Linked DNA regions of Homo sapiens: region 2 is linked to region 1. A link is a contact called in ENCODE Hi-C or POLR2A ChIA-PET data. All regions are on one chromosome and are shown on one strand. The core of a region is the stretch at or near the end of the contact, and the rest is flanking DNA. Distances in the headings are between cores, read along the strand shown.

The links. A loop is a pair of places that touch in the nucleus more often than their neighbours do. ChIA-PET counts read pairs that join two places held with the same protein, here RNA polymerase II (POLR2A). Pooled maps may share reads with other maps.
Region 2: a map with no recorded cell type shows a loop between it and region 1 (4-fold over the local background). The contact joins two enhancer-like sites. A Hi-C loop is called at or near these places in 3 of 37 single-sample maps with no recorded cell type and 2 of 50 pooled maps. POLR2A ChIA-PET finds 5 or more read pairs at or near these places in 1 of 52 experiments (A673).

The regions. Positions count from the first base shown.
Region 1 is chr5:67,219,326-67,225,958 of GRCh38, forward strand. No RefSeq gene overlaps it. Among named protein-coding and RNA genes, the nearest start is that of CD180, 26 kb to the left of the region's middle. RefSeq lists a silencer at 1-142 and an enhancer at 2,743-2,852. Within about 2 kb of position 2,531, at least 7 of the 41 ENCODE cell types and tissues checked have a DNase peak (open chromatin) inside an H3K27ac peak, as active enhancers do.
Region 2 is chr5:68,708,870-68,715,502 of GRCh38, forward strand. All of the region lies in intron 2 of LOC105379013 (a long non-coding RNA gene), which reads right to left. Among named protein-coding and RNA genes, the nearest start is that of LINC02198, 320 kb to the right of the region's middle. RefSeq lists an enhancer at 2,935-2,984. Within about 2 kb of position 2,727, at least 8 of the 41 ENCODE cell types and tissues checked have a DNase peak (open chromatin) inside an H3K27ac peak, as active enhancers do.

The DNA of each region.
Region 1 (6,633 bases), core at 1,281-3,780:
TGGTGCGATCTCGGCTCACTGCAAGCTCCGCCTCCCAGGTTCACGCCATTCTCCTGCCTCAGCCTCCCAAGTAGCTAGGACTACAGGCGCCCGCTACCATGCCCGGCTAATTTTTTTTGTATTTTTAGTAGAGACGGGGTTTCACCATGTTCGCCAGGATGGTCTCGATCTCCTGACCTCGTGATCTGCCCGCCTCGGCCTCCCAAAGTGCTGGGATTACAGGCGTGTAAATGGTCAAATTTGAATCCGTCCAATCAGGCCCTTCTAAGCCAACATTCCGAAATCCTCTCCCTTGCCCTATGACCCCTTAAATCTTGCTCTAGACCCCAGATTGAGGAGGCAGATTTGAGCATCTCCTGTCTCCTTGCTGGCCAGTCTTGCAGTCAAGCCTTTCTTTTCTCAAAAGCTGATGCCACAGTATTGGTTTTTTGCGCATCTGGCGGCGAGCCCCTTTGCTCTATGACACCTCCAGTGTGCCCCAGCCCCAGCTGGTCTGGCTCTCTCAACTCCACTGCCTGTCTGTTTGCACTTCTGGTGAAAGCATGTGGAGGTGGCGAGGGAATACAGGTTATTTACACAGACGATGCCTTTGGATGTTTGGAGATGATGTGTAAAAAAGAAAGAGGATAGTAAATCAGGGTCCTGGGGAGGAGAAAATGTGTGTGTGTTTGGATAAGGCCGACTCAGGCCCTTTCTGGTGTTTCCCAAGGGGAAGGACTTAAATAAAGAATAGGGGACAGAAGAGATGAGAGAGAAAATGACTGATAAACTCATAATTCGATGTGGGAACTAAGAAAGAAGCAGCTTTGGAAAGGAGGAGGAACCTCTGCCTTTGAGGTAGGAAAGAGCAAAGCACAGAAATGGCTCAGGTTGGGGCAACTTTAAGAAGGAGAGGAGAGGGTCAGGTGTGGGGGTTCATGCCTGTAATCCCAAGACTTTGGGAGACTGAAGTGGGAGGATCGCTTGAGGTCAGGAGTTCGAGACCAGCCTGGCCAACATGGCGAAACCCCTTCTCTACTAAAAATAGAAAATTAGTTGGGCGTGGTGGGCACATATAATCCCAGCTACTAGGGAGGTTGAGGCAGGAGAATCACTTGAACCCGGGAGGCAGAGGTTGCAGTGGGCTGAGATCGTCCCATTGCACTCCAGTCTGGGGGATAGAGCGAAACTCTGTCTCAAAAAAAAAAAAAAAAAAAAAAAAAAAGGGAGGGAGGGGATGCAGGAGAAGAGCTGGGATAATGTTCCTTGCTGGGCATGCTAATAAAATGGGGCTTCGGTCAAGGTGACTCAGCACATGTCGGGGGGATTCTGGGGCAGAGCAATAATTTGGTGGTCCTCAACTGGATCTTCTTTATTTGTCCAACAGCCATTTTGTGATGGCAAGGAGATGCCAATTTTCTCTTTAAAACATTGCATACCTATGTTTTACATACACTGAATATAGTATATCACTTAGGTGAAATTGTCTTTCACCTCACATGTTTTCTGTAGTGTTAGGCACTCCCATTTACTACATATGGAGAATGTTACATGGACAGTAACATTTTTTTCAAAAGGTATTTAATGGCTGTTTTGTAAAATCTCACATCCATGAGAGCAAAACATTTTCTTTAGTTCTTTGGTCCACTCTCTCTCTCTCTCTTTTTTTTGAGACCGAGTCTCGCTCTGTCGCCAGGCTGGAGTGCAGTGGTGTGATCTCGGCTTACTGAAACCTCTGCCTCCTGGGTTCAAGTGATTCTTGTGCCTCAGCCTCCCAAGTAGCTGGGATTACAGTCAGGCGCCACCACACCCAGCTATTTTTTTTTTTATTTTTAGTACAGATGGGGTTTCACCATGTTTAGTGAAACACCAGGATGTTCCACCAGGAGATCACCAGGATGGTCTTGATCTCCGGACCTCGTGATCCACCGAGCTTGGCTTCCCAAAGTGCTGGGATTACAGGTGTGAGACACTGTGCCTGGCCATTTTTTTTTTTTTTGAGATTTTTTTTTTTTTTGTCTGAACCAGACAACTTCCTAGGAGACTTATTAGAGTTAATTGCATTGAGATAATAGAGTGAGCAACTGTGACTGGTAAATGAGACTGCAGCTTGCATTGTGCAGTGTCTGTATTTCCTTAGCTCCTCAAGTGTGCCAGGATCACCAGATCTATTCCCAAGATCTGTGATTCTGTCTGCGCTGAACCATCCAAGGTGCTGGCGTCTGCCACAGAGAAAGGTCTTGTCGTGCAGAATGCTTTTAACTTTACACATTGGTAAGAACCAGGAGTGGGCTGCCATTTGGCTGGCGATGTGAAGAGTGTCATGTGGAAAGCTGAAGTCACAGACAACATATTGCAGATTTATTTCCCTGTTGGTTTAGTTCCCCTTTCTGATATATTGGCAGCTGTAGTAGCTGGCCCGCTCCTTCATCTGAATTTGGATGGGGTTTGGGCTCAAAATGGAATTGGTTTGCTGTCAATATTGCTGAGGATGCAAAAGGAGGTCTCTTCAAGGTAAATGAAAGGACCACAAAGCCTCAGACAGGAAGCTGCAGATCTGTGGCAAAGGCAGAGACCAGAATGATTGTCTCAAGAGGCTAGCAGGGTGAGCGTGACTGAAATGACAGGCCTTGCAGGCTCCTGTGGGGCCAGACTTGCGTGTGGACTGATGGTGGCCGGGGGTGGGGGATGGCTGGGAAGGGAAAGAAAGAAAACTAGAAGTATAGAAGTACGGGAAGCTGTAATCAGATTTTGGAATTCTAGTCTCTATTATTGTTGTAGTGAAATCTTTTCAAAGTCTCTTTTTTTAAAGCACAGTTTGGAGGCTGGGTGACTCAAACTTGTAATCTCAGCACCTTCAGAGGGTGAGGCAAGAGGATTTATTGAGGCCAAGAATTTGAGACTAGTCTGGGCAACATAGTGAGACCCCTGGGCCACATACAGAGACCCCATCTCTAACAAAATAAAAAATTAGCTGGCTGTGGTGGTGCAGCTCTAACTACTCAGGAGGCTGAGAGGGGAGGATCACTCTAGCCCAGGAGTTTGAGCTATGACTGTGCCACTGCACTCCAGCCTGGGTGAAGAAAGAAGACTCTGTCTCTAAAAAACAAAAAAGCAAAGTACAGTCCTATAAAATGATAATTTCAAAAACACTTGGTCTATGATATGTGAATTGCTCCGAGGACTATCACCATAAAAGTTTCATGTCACTAAAACACTTCCTGTTTCCAAATTGCCTTTGGTCTGATGTGAACATCCAAATTGTAATACAGTTGTGGCAACCTCCAAAATAATGCATTTCTCACATGATGGAACATGACACATCACTTTACCTTTCATTTTACTTTTTTTATTAATCATAACTGAGTAGCATTGGTCACTTATACCTATTGACGAGAGAGGCAGTCTTTCTGGATATATTTACATCTTATTAAAATCATATAATTAGCATTCGAAGAGGGAGGAGACACATCATGATGATTATGGCCATGGGTTAAGCTCCCTGGGTCTTGGTTTCCTTATTGTAAACTCCGGAGACTGATGGTGGGTGGGCTGGAGAGTTTCTAAAGCACCTTCCCCTTTTTAAATGTCTGAAAACATGACAAAAGCTAAGATGGTGTTTAGGACTGCGTTTGAATGTTTCTGATAAGCAGGCAGGAGCACAAATGTCTCAGGTTGGGATTTGTATTTGCTTGTTTTTTTTGTTAGGAAAATAGGCCATTTGTATCATTACCTCAAAAAACTCTTGTGAACTGCAAGAAGGCAATTATTGTCCATTACATGTTTAAAGCTCCCCGTAGCTGGGATGTACATTTCTAGGCTGAATACAATAGAGCTCTTTAGAGAACACTGGGAGGCCTTATATAATCAGTGTGAACAATATATTTACTCTCATTTTGTGGGATTTAGGATATGGCATTACTACTTTAAGTGATTCTGGAGGCTGTGGGTTTTGCTTCCTTGTTTGCTATGGATTGTGTGATGTTACTGATGTCCAAGATCTAGTGCAAGAACCTATGAATGGCATGTGTCTTCCCTGAAATGATTCCACTCTATGGTCCCCGCAAGAATGGAAACTTTCCCAGGGAACTTTTTAAGGAATGTTTCAGGCCCCGATTTCTGTGGTTTTACTTATTTCCCCTTTTTGAAGCAGTCAGCTTTCAAGCATTGCCCTTCTGCTAGTGATCACTGGCATATTGCTAGCCAACATGGGTGAACCCTGAGAGTAAGAAAACCTTGCCGACTCCAACTGGATACCCCCTTTAATGATCAGAATCCCACACTTTCCAAATCAGCATGTTGATCTAATCCACAGAAATGGTGTGGTAGCCCAATTTTTCTTCTGTCTACTTCCACCTCAGAAACTGAATTGGAATGTGTCTCCTGCTGCTTGCACTTACTGAAGGTCATAAGGAAATAGTTGATGAATTCTGGTTACCTGATATTTATTTACCAGGTCCCCTAAAACCTCATTTCTGGTGCGCAAGTCATCTGAATCCCATAGCACAATATGCTGTCATTTGATCAACCACTTCATTACCGCATATTGTGAATAGCTGGCTTCTCATCCTGCACTAAGAAAGTCCTTAGTGCAGTCCACTTTGAAAATGGGAAATAAGGCTAGGAGCATTGGCTCATGCCTGTAATCCCAGCACTTTGGGAGGCTGAGGTGGGTGATCACCTGAGGTCAGGAGTTCAAGACCAGCCTGGCCAACATGGTGAAGCCGCGTCTCTACTAAAAATAAAAAATTAGCCAGGTGTGGTGGCATGCACCTGTAGTCCCAGCTACTGGGGAGGCTGAGGCAGGAGAATCACCTGAATCCAGGAGGCAGAGGTTGCAGTGAGCCAAGATTGTGCCACTGCACTCCAGCCTGGGCAACAGAGTGACTCTGTATCAAAAAAAAAAAAAAAAAAAAAAAAAAAAAAAAAAAGGGAAAAAAAAAAGAAAATGGGGACTAGAAATCAAACAGAGTTCTCTTTTACTCTGTGGGTCTGAGGTTAGATACCCTGAGAATTTTTGGTACCTAGTGATGTCAAAGTTTAAGTTTTGAAGGTATGGTCTATGAGTGGCAAGTAAACAACAGGATAGGTGTAGTTGTGTGTATATATGTGTGTGTGTGTGTGAGAGAGAGAGAGAGAGAGATTTGGAAAGATAGGGCTATGAAAAGATTTTCTTTTAGCCATTTTGTTGAGTTTCCCTGTAGAAGGCATGGTTTAGAAATCATTGCACTATATTCTGATTGATAGCTTTATTAATCATATATGTGGCTATTGTGGAGGTACATGGCCCTGCATTGTTTTTATACAGCTTCCAGGTAGGGTCTAAGCCAGGAGGAGAGTGACACACTTTCCTCCCAGAGTCTCTCTAACAAGTGTATGGTGCATGATAGAAGTGCCTCACTGTAGCTGGGAAAGCAAGATTATTATTATTATTATTATTATTATACTTTAAGTTTTAGGGTACATGTGCACAACGTGCAGGTTTGTTACATATGTATACATATACCATGTTGGTGTGCTGCACCCATTCACTCGTCATTTAACATTAGGTATATCTCCTAATGTTATCCCTCCCCCATCTCCACACAGGCCCCGGTGTGTGATATTCCCCTTCCTGTGTCCATGTGTTCTCATTGTTCACTTCCCATCTATGAGTGAGAACATGCAGTGTTTGGTTTTTTGTTCTTGCAATAGTTTGCTGAGGATGATGGTTTCCAGCTTCATCCATGTCCCTACAAAAGACAGGAACTCATCATTTTTATGGCTGCATAGTATTCCATGGTGTATATGTGCCACATTTTCTTAATCCAGTCTATCATTGTTGGACATTTGGGTTGGTTCCAAGTCTTTGCTATTGTGAATAGTGCCGCAATAAACACACGTGTGCATGTGTCTTTATAGCAGCATGATTTATAATCCTTTGGGTATATACCCAGTAATGGGATGACTGGGTCAAATGGTATTTCTAGTTGTAGATCCCTGAGGAATTGCCACACTGACTTCCACAATGGTTGAACTAGTTTACAGTCCCACCAACAGTGTAAAAGTGTTCCTGTTTCTCCACATCCTCTCCAGGACCTGTTGTTTCCTGACTTTTTAATGATTGCCATTCTAACTGGTGTGAGATGGTATCTCATTGTGGTTTTGATTTGCATTTCTCTGATGGCCAGTGATGATGAGCATTTTTTCATGTGTCTTTTGGCTGCATAAATGTCTTCTTTTGAGAAGTGTCTGTTCATATCCTTCGCCCACTTGTTGATGGGGTTGTTTGTTTTTTTCTTGTAAATTTGTTTGAGTTCATTGTAGATTCTGGATATTAGGCCTTTGTCAGATGAGTAGATTGCAAAAATTTTCTCCCATTCTGTAGGTTGCCTGTTCACTCTGATGGTAGTTTCTTTTGCTGCGCAGAAGTGCTTTAGTTGAATTAGATCCCATTTATCAATTTTGGCTTTTGTTGCCATTGCTTTTGGTGTTTTAGACATGAAGTCCTTGCCCATGCCTGTGTCCTGAATGGTATTGCTTAGGTTTTCTTCTAGGGTTTTTATGGTTTTAGGTCTAACATATAAGTCTTTAATCCATCTTGAATTAATTTTTGTATAAGGTGTAAGGAAGGGATCCAGTTTCAGCTTTCTACATATGGCTAGCCAGTTTTCC
Region 2 (6,633 bases), core at 1,477-3,976, 1.5 Mb after region 1:
TCTGAAGTGTTTGGGCACACTGTACAGTCTTTGCTTGAGAGCTGCCACAGTAGGATAAATAGCAATACACAAAGGCACCAAGATTGACTGGAATTGCTCCAAATTATGCAACAATCTTTGAAAACCAAAAGAAGAGACTAGCAAAAAGATACATATTACTCTGTTTTAAATGGACTATTTTTACATTTGTTTAAGGAAAAGGGAGCCAGAAGAGAAGTTCACTCAACTAGATTATCTCTTGAGTCCTCTTCTCATAGAGGCCAGCTAATCTGGTAAATCAGACTTGCTTTCTGCCTACCCATGGGTCCTGCTGAGCTCTTTAATTCTTATATTATGGAGATTTGAAAACCAATCGTTAAAGAATGTATCAAAGAAAGTCTCAAAGTCAGCTTAAGGTTAATTTCCCTCAAGAAATTCTTGGCTTTTCTTCTTTTGGTGCCTCCCCGTCCCCACTTCTTAATTGCCTCTGTCTTCCTCCAGCCTAACCCCAGCTTGATCTTAGCACGGCTTGCCCCAGGACTGGCAGAACAGACAGGATAGCTCTTTAAGAATATAGAGTTGACTATTAATAGCAGTGACACAGGCCATTGAGAGCCAAGGCAGCCAAGCAAGGAAATCTGTCAGCCTGGATTAGCTTTCCAGCACCTGGGAGGTAGGACTAATTTATAAGTAAAAATAGACAGCAAAAATGTCTGGCCCTTCATAGGCCCCTGATGTCTGAGAAGGCTTGCATGGATCCAAGTCCAAGGGCTTTTTCCAGCTGTCCTCCAAACCTAGCAGCAAACTTTTTTAAAAAACTGGAATTAATAAAAAGAAGGCTTGTTTCAGTCTGAATCAAAATCTATGTCTATATGAACAATGTACCTTTTTCCATGGATTTCTAACCATTTAACCAGATCCCAAATAACCTATAAGAGGAGTCATGTATGCCATAGTATCCTGCAGGATTCACTTATCAAAGTTATTAACGAGTTATTTAGTAGAGTATGGTCGTGCCTTCTTTCTCTCTGGGCCTCCATGCATCCCCCCATGGGAGGGCTATACTTCCTGTACATGAGGTCTAAGCCTCTACTTCCCTAAGCTCTGGTAGAGTTCCTTTGCTCATCACAGAATGGACTGCAAGAATCACATCAAAATCTTTTGAAAGAAGTTTATATTTTAGAGGAGTATTTGAGGTTAATTTACTAAGTCTCTGTTTTTTATAAACCAAAATTCGGGCTGCATGCAGACACTTGCTGCCAAGTTTAGAGGTTAGGTGACCACATATAATTTATTTTGATCAAGTAATGAATTTATAAAATGAAATTATAAAATATTCACATAGGCCCTATTCTTAGGGCCCTATAGATTAGGTCACTTTGTGCTATGACAGTCTCTGTCCCAGAGAAATTTACAGTGCCATTTTACTGAAAATCTTTTTTCAAATATCTCAAGTAATTGGGTACACACACACACACACACACACACACCAGATACCCCTGAGAAGTGGCAGTCCTGTTGTGTAAGCTAACACAATTGGCCAGAGCATTTTCTTATGCTATCCAGTCTTTCAGTTCCCATCTCTTACCTTCTAATTATACTACCTCCTATTATAAATAAGTCTTTTTTTGTAGGGTGTCAGGAACTAGTAGACTCTTGCCAGCCCCATTAGCCATCCATATTTAGATCCTTTAATCTTTCCTCTAATCTGACTCCCTGAGTCCCCCTCCCCTTCGACTACCCCCTCTCCTTGTCCTTCTCCAAATTCCTTAAGATTCTATGCCCCTAACTCAAGCTTTACAAAATCAGAGTGATATTCCAGATGCTTGCTCACTGAGAAACTGAGAGACCAGCTGTCACCTCTGCTTTCTGTTACTCTGTGACTCAGGGTATGGTCCCAAAATAGGTCTGGCCTTTCATGCTGCCTTCTCTCATTGCAGTCTGGCTTCACCTTACCTGTCCACCATCACCCCAGTTCCCCTTTAGCATTCCTGCTTTCCAGGTTTCTCTTCCCCATGAAGTGAACATGTTTCAGTTTATTTCCATTCAAACATGAATATGCCACTGGTCAGCACTCTCAGAAAGAATGTGTCTTACTTTCACCCTGGTTTGGAATTAGCCCAAAAGTCTCCATGAACATTTCTACCAAAGGAGCTCTTATTTATAAGGCCTTCCAATCTGGAAAGAGAAAGCAAGAAAAAAAAATTATGATTTTAGACTCCATTAGTACTTCTAACAATTTTCTGGAGAAAGTAAAATAGCATTCCAGGAGGATCTGCCTCAGAAAAAAATTTGATGGGCTTATGAAGAGTGACTGTGTACCACCCTGGAGCTAAGGAGAGGAAGCTTTTCCCTACTAAAGTAAATTTCCCTGGGCTTACATGGAACGGCACAGTCATGGGCTTCATGGTGCTTTGTTGCTTGGGAACCCTGCTTTCTTCCCTCCTCCTCCCCCAGAATCTGTCCTACTCTCCCTTCTGGGAGCTCAGCTACGGCAGGTGGCAGGAAGGGTGTCCATGGGGACTGAGGAGCCCCACCCTCCTCCAGGAAAGTGCAGGGGCCCACGCTGTGCCCTGGGGAAGTCCAAGAGGCCCTCATCTCAGGAACTCCCAAGCCCACAGCACTAATCCCCACAGCTTCAAGAGGAGAGAACATTCCTATTTTAAGAGCTCCTGGGTAACGTTGTGCTCACTGAGGTCTGAGTCACTGCTCTTCTTTAAAGTTTTTGAAAGAAATCTATTTCTCAGCCATTAGCTTTGCATGTTTTTTTTTTCTGCCTCAAAGATCAATTGGTTTACCACAAAATGTAAAGAGAGTTAGTGAAGCAATGGTAACCAAGGAAGCTATGGTGTCTAGAAGTGCAATAACAGACAAGGGCAGAGCTAAGAGTTAAATAAGATCTAAAAATAAGTCACTAACTATACCCCACTTCCTGTAACATACAATACACAGGTACCTAGGAGAGAAAACCACTCACAGTTCAAAAGAACACATAAAGAACACTGCAATTAAACACAGCCCACCCTGACCCAAGTATCACCATCTCCTTAATTAACAATCTTGTAAGCAATGAGGATATTTCATTGTAAGCTTATTTGTCGTTATGATGCTTGAGAATATAGAACCACCATATCAGCCATTACAGTAATTACAAAAGAAGGTCACATCACAACCACGGCATTTGTTACCCGTTGTATAAACCACTGCAAGGTGAATGTGAGTTTTTCCACAGAGTTTGCCTGCAAGAAAAACCATGTATTTCTTCCTTATCAGCAAGCTACTGTCTAAACAATTTAATGTTTTCACATTACCATCAATAATAAAACAGCTAATGTTTATTGTACCTTTATACAATAATCCATTATTACCTCATTTAATCATTACAACAACCACATGAAGCATCCCCTTTTTACAAACAGGAAAACAGAGGTAAAAAGAGATAGAGTAACTTGACCAAACCAATCCCCGTTAATAAGTGTTGAAGTTTAATTTCAGATTTTCCTAGCTAGTCACCTCAAGAAATTAATCACATTTGATACGGTTGTTTACAATTCAAAATTTGAATGCCATCAGTTCCAACTTTATTTTAATGGCCAACTTTATCTTTCCCCCAGCTAGTTAAGCTGATTTTTCACATATGTAAATGACTTCTATTAAAATTCAGTTTGTACTCTTTTCTCAGACTTCTATATTTAATATCACATTTTGGGTGTGGCTCAGCAAAAAATGAAAGTAACTGGTTCAGAAAATAAACACCCAGTTTCCTCTTCATTCTTTTTCCTTTGAGAAAAAGAGTAGCCGGATCTAAATAGAATGACCCTGGCCCCAAGTTAGAAGTTTCCAATTCCTTGGGACTCCCTTGGTGTCTGCATTAGTTTGCTAGGACTGCCATTAATAAAGTACCACCTACTTGGCGGCTTAAACAACAAAAATTTACTTTCTCACTTCTGGAGGCTTAGAAGTTCGGCAGTGTAGCTTATTTCTGAGGCCTCCTTCCTTGGCTTGTAGATGGTTTTCTTCTCCCTGTGTCTTCACATGGTCTTCCGTCTATATGTGTCTGTCTTAATTTCCTTTTATTTTGAGGACAACAGTCACATTGAATTAGAGCCCACCCACGTGACCTTATTTAATCTTACTTCCCTCTTTAAAGACCCCATCTCCAAATACAGTCACATTCTGGGATACTGGAGGTTAAAACTTCAGCATATAAATTTGGGGAAGCAACAATTTATCCTATAGCACTATCCTAACAATTTTCTTTTACAAGGTTGTCTATGTAGCACAATATAAATGTCTTTGACCCTGACAACCAGGAGGTTAAATCACTGCTTTTTCTAAATGCTTTTGTATTACCTCCCTGTGATGATACACACAAGTTTTTCTATGATCAAACCAAGTTTTTATTCAAATACTGTTATCAGCAATACCGACCATATTATAGTTTTCACCTTAAAAGATACCGTTAATTTCATTTGTAAAGAAAATGCATTAAAGATGTATTTACCAATTATGAATTACCAATTGCCAATTAATAAAAATAAATTCTAGATTTGAAAAAATTTGAGGTCATTAACATCTTAAATTGCTATTATTATACACATGGCACTTAAAACTGTATCACCTCTCGTCAAGATAGTGCCCAGAATAACTTACCCTGGGCCTCAGCATATGTCTCAATTCCTGGTCATCCCACATGAAGATTCAGAATGACCTGATAAGAGGTGATTCAGATGTGTATGTTACATCAGTGTAGAAGCTACCACTTATGGGTACCTCCTGCTTTCACATGCTGTGCTACATGTGTTATGTACATTAAATCATTTATCTTCAAAATCTCTGTGGGAGAAATATTATTGTGTCTGCTTTACCAGTGAGTAAACAACATTAGAGAGATTAAGGAAATTGGCCAAGGTCACACAGTTGGTCAAGACAGGTCTTAGATGTGAGCCTAGTCCCATCTGACTGCAGAATTTTTTTTTTTTTAACCACCACATGTTTCTTCTTTGACTTCTTAAGAGATATAGCGGTGGAGTCTATGTGGCTCAGTGACTCAGTGATGCAGAACTTTTCCTAGGCCATAAAAATATCTAATCTAGTTTCACCAACTGTTAGTTTGGATAAATAAACTGACAACAGTATCTTTGTTTCTATGTTTTAGCTGAAAAACAAATCATGAGGTATTCACCATCAGAAATAAAATCTACATCTGTCTTTGGGAGATGATGAATAAGGTTACGTAAAACAATGGATGCATCTATTTTTCTAGAAAAGGTTAATTATATTGAGCAAAGCCAATTAGTAATCACAAGCTGCTATGTGGCATCTCTGGGACTGTGGTATTGCATTCCTACAAAACACTTATTTCATTGTTCAATTTTATCTGTTTTGTGTCCCGGCTTCCTAGTCAAAATGTGTTGAAGGCAGGCAGGAGCCTTTCTTCTTTCTATTATCTTGCGATGCTGAGCACTGTGCCTTGCACAGAGCAAGTGCTCATTAACCTTTCATTATCCGTTTTGAAGTCTCTACCAAGTGACCATCAAGAGAAGCACCTGAAGGCTTGGTGATAAGCCTCAGTCACACGACAAGGTGTGTAAGAAATCCCTAAAACCACTCCCCAAACCTTTTATTCATAAACGCAAAATGTCTGAGGGATGGCTGATGGTGCCGGGGAGGAGTGCTTTTGTAGTAATTGTGCAATTCTATTTATTTAGATAAAGTAGGACATGTCCGAAATCTTAACAGGTCTTAACTGGGGACCCTGAAGGCAGTTTCAAATAAAGCAGGATTCTGTATGGGGTGCTCATTAATGCACCTGAGCGATCCCAATTGAGGAGTGAGTCGGGCCAACCTACCAGCAGAACTCAGAGTGCCTTCCTCCTTCCTCCTGTTGGTCATGTGTCTTCTTTCTTAGCAGGACCTCTTCATCTTGACCAAAAAGTAGCTTATTGAAGTTATACAAACAGGCAAAAAAGCAGAGTAGTTATTTCTAGAGCTTTACTCTAAGAACTACATAACTAGCCACATTATACTTCTTTACCTAGCAGTAAAAATTAACAATAACTCAAAGAAACATATAAGTACACTGAATACTTAACACTGAGCCGCAAGGGCCCTTGGCAACTGTCATGGAAACCCTGATGCCAGAGATAAAGAGGGCTGTCTCAAAGGAAAGCATTGTCCTCAAAAGACGAACTAACTGTGAGAACATGATTGGATGGATACCAGTAGATCTCGTCCGCAGGAAAAAAGGCATTCTCAGGAAGCCTGCCGCAATGAACAGAACCTTTCTTTAGTCTGGCATTTCCTTTCGGTTCAGGACACCTGTCTTCAAGTCTGCCTTAGGCCCTTATATTTGTCCCAGAGTGACTCTGGGCACCTCTTCTAGAGCTTTCTATACCTCAAAGAACTAAGAAAACTATAAAATTATTCAGCCTATGACAGCAGGCTTTGAGAATGGCTAACTGATAGAGATGAGCTTATGGATTTACTGATCCTTTAAGGAGGCAGGGATATTTTCATATCCCTGGAATTTGAGGCAATATGAAGCCAACTAAGCTCCAGGGATTGAGGTGGCTCCCCTTAAGATTTTCAGTAGCTTGGGATCTCTCAAGACTGGTATGAAGCTCCTACTCCTCTGCCTAGGGAGGCTTTAGC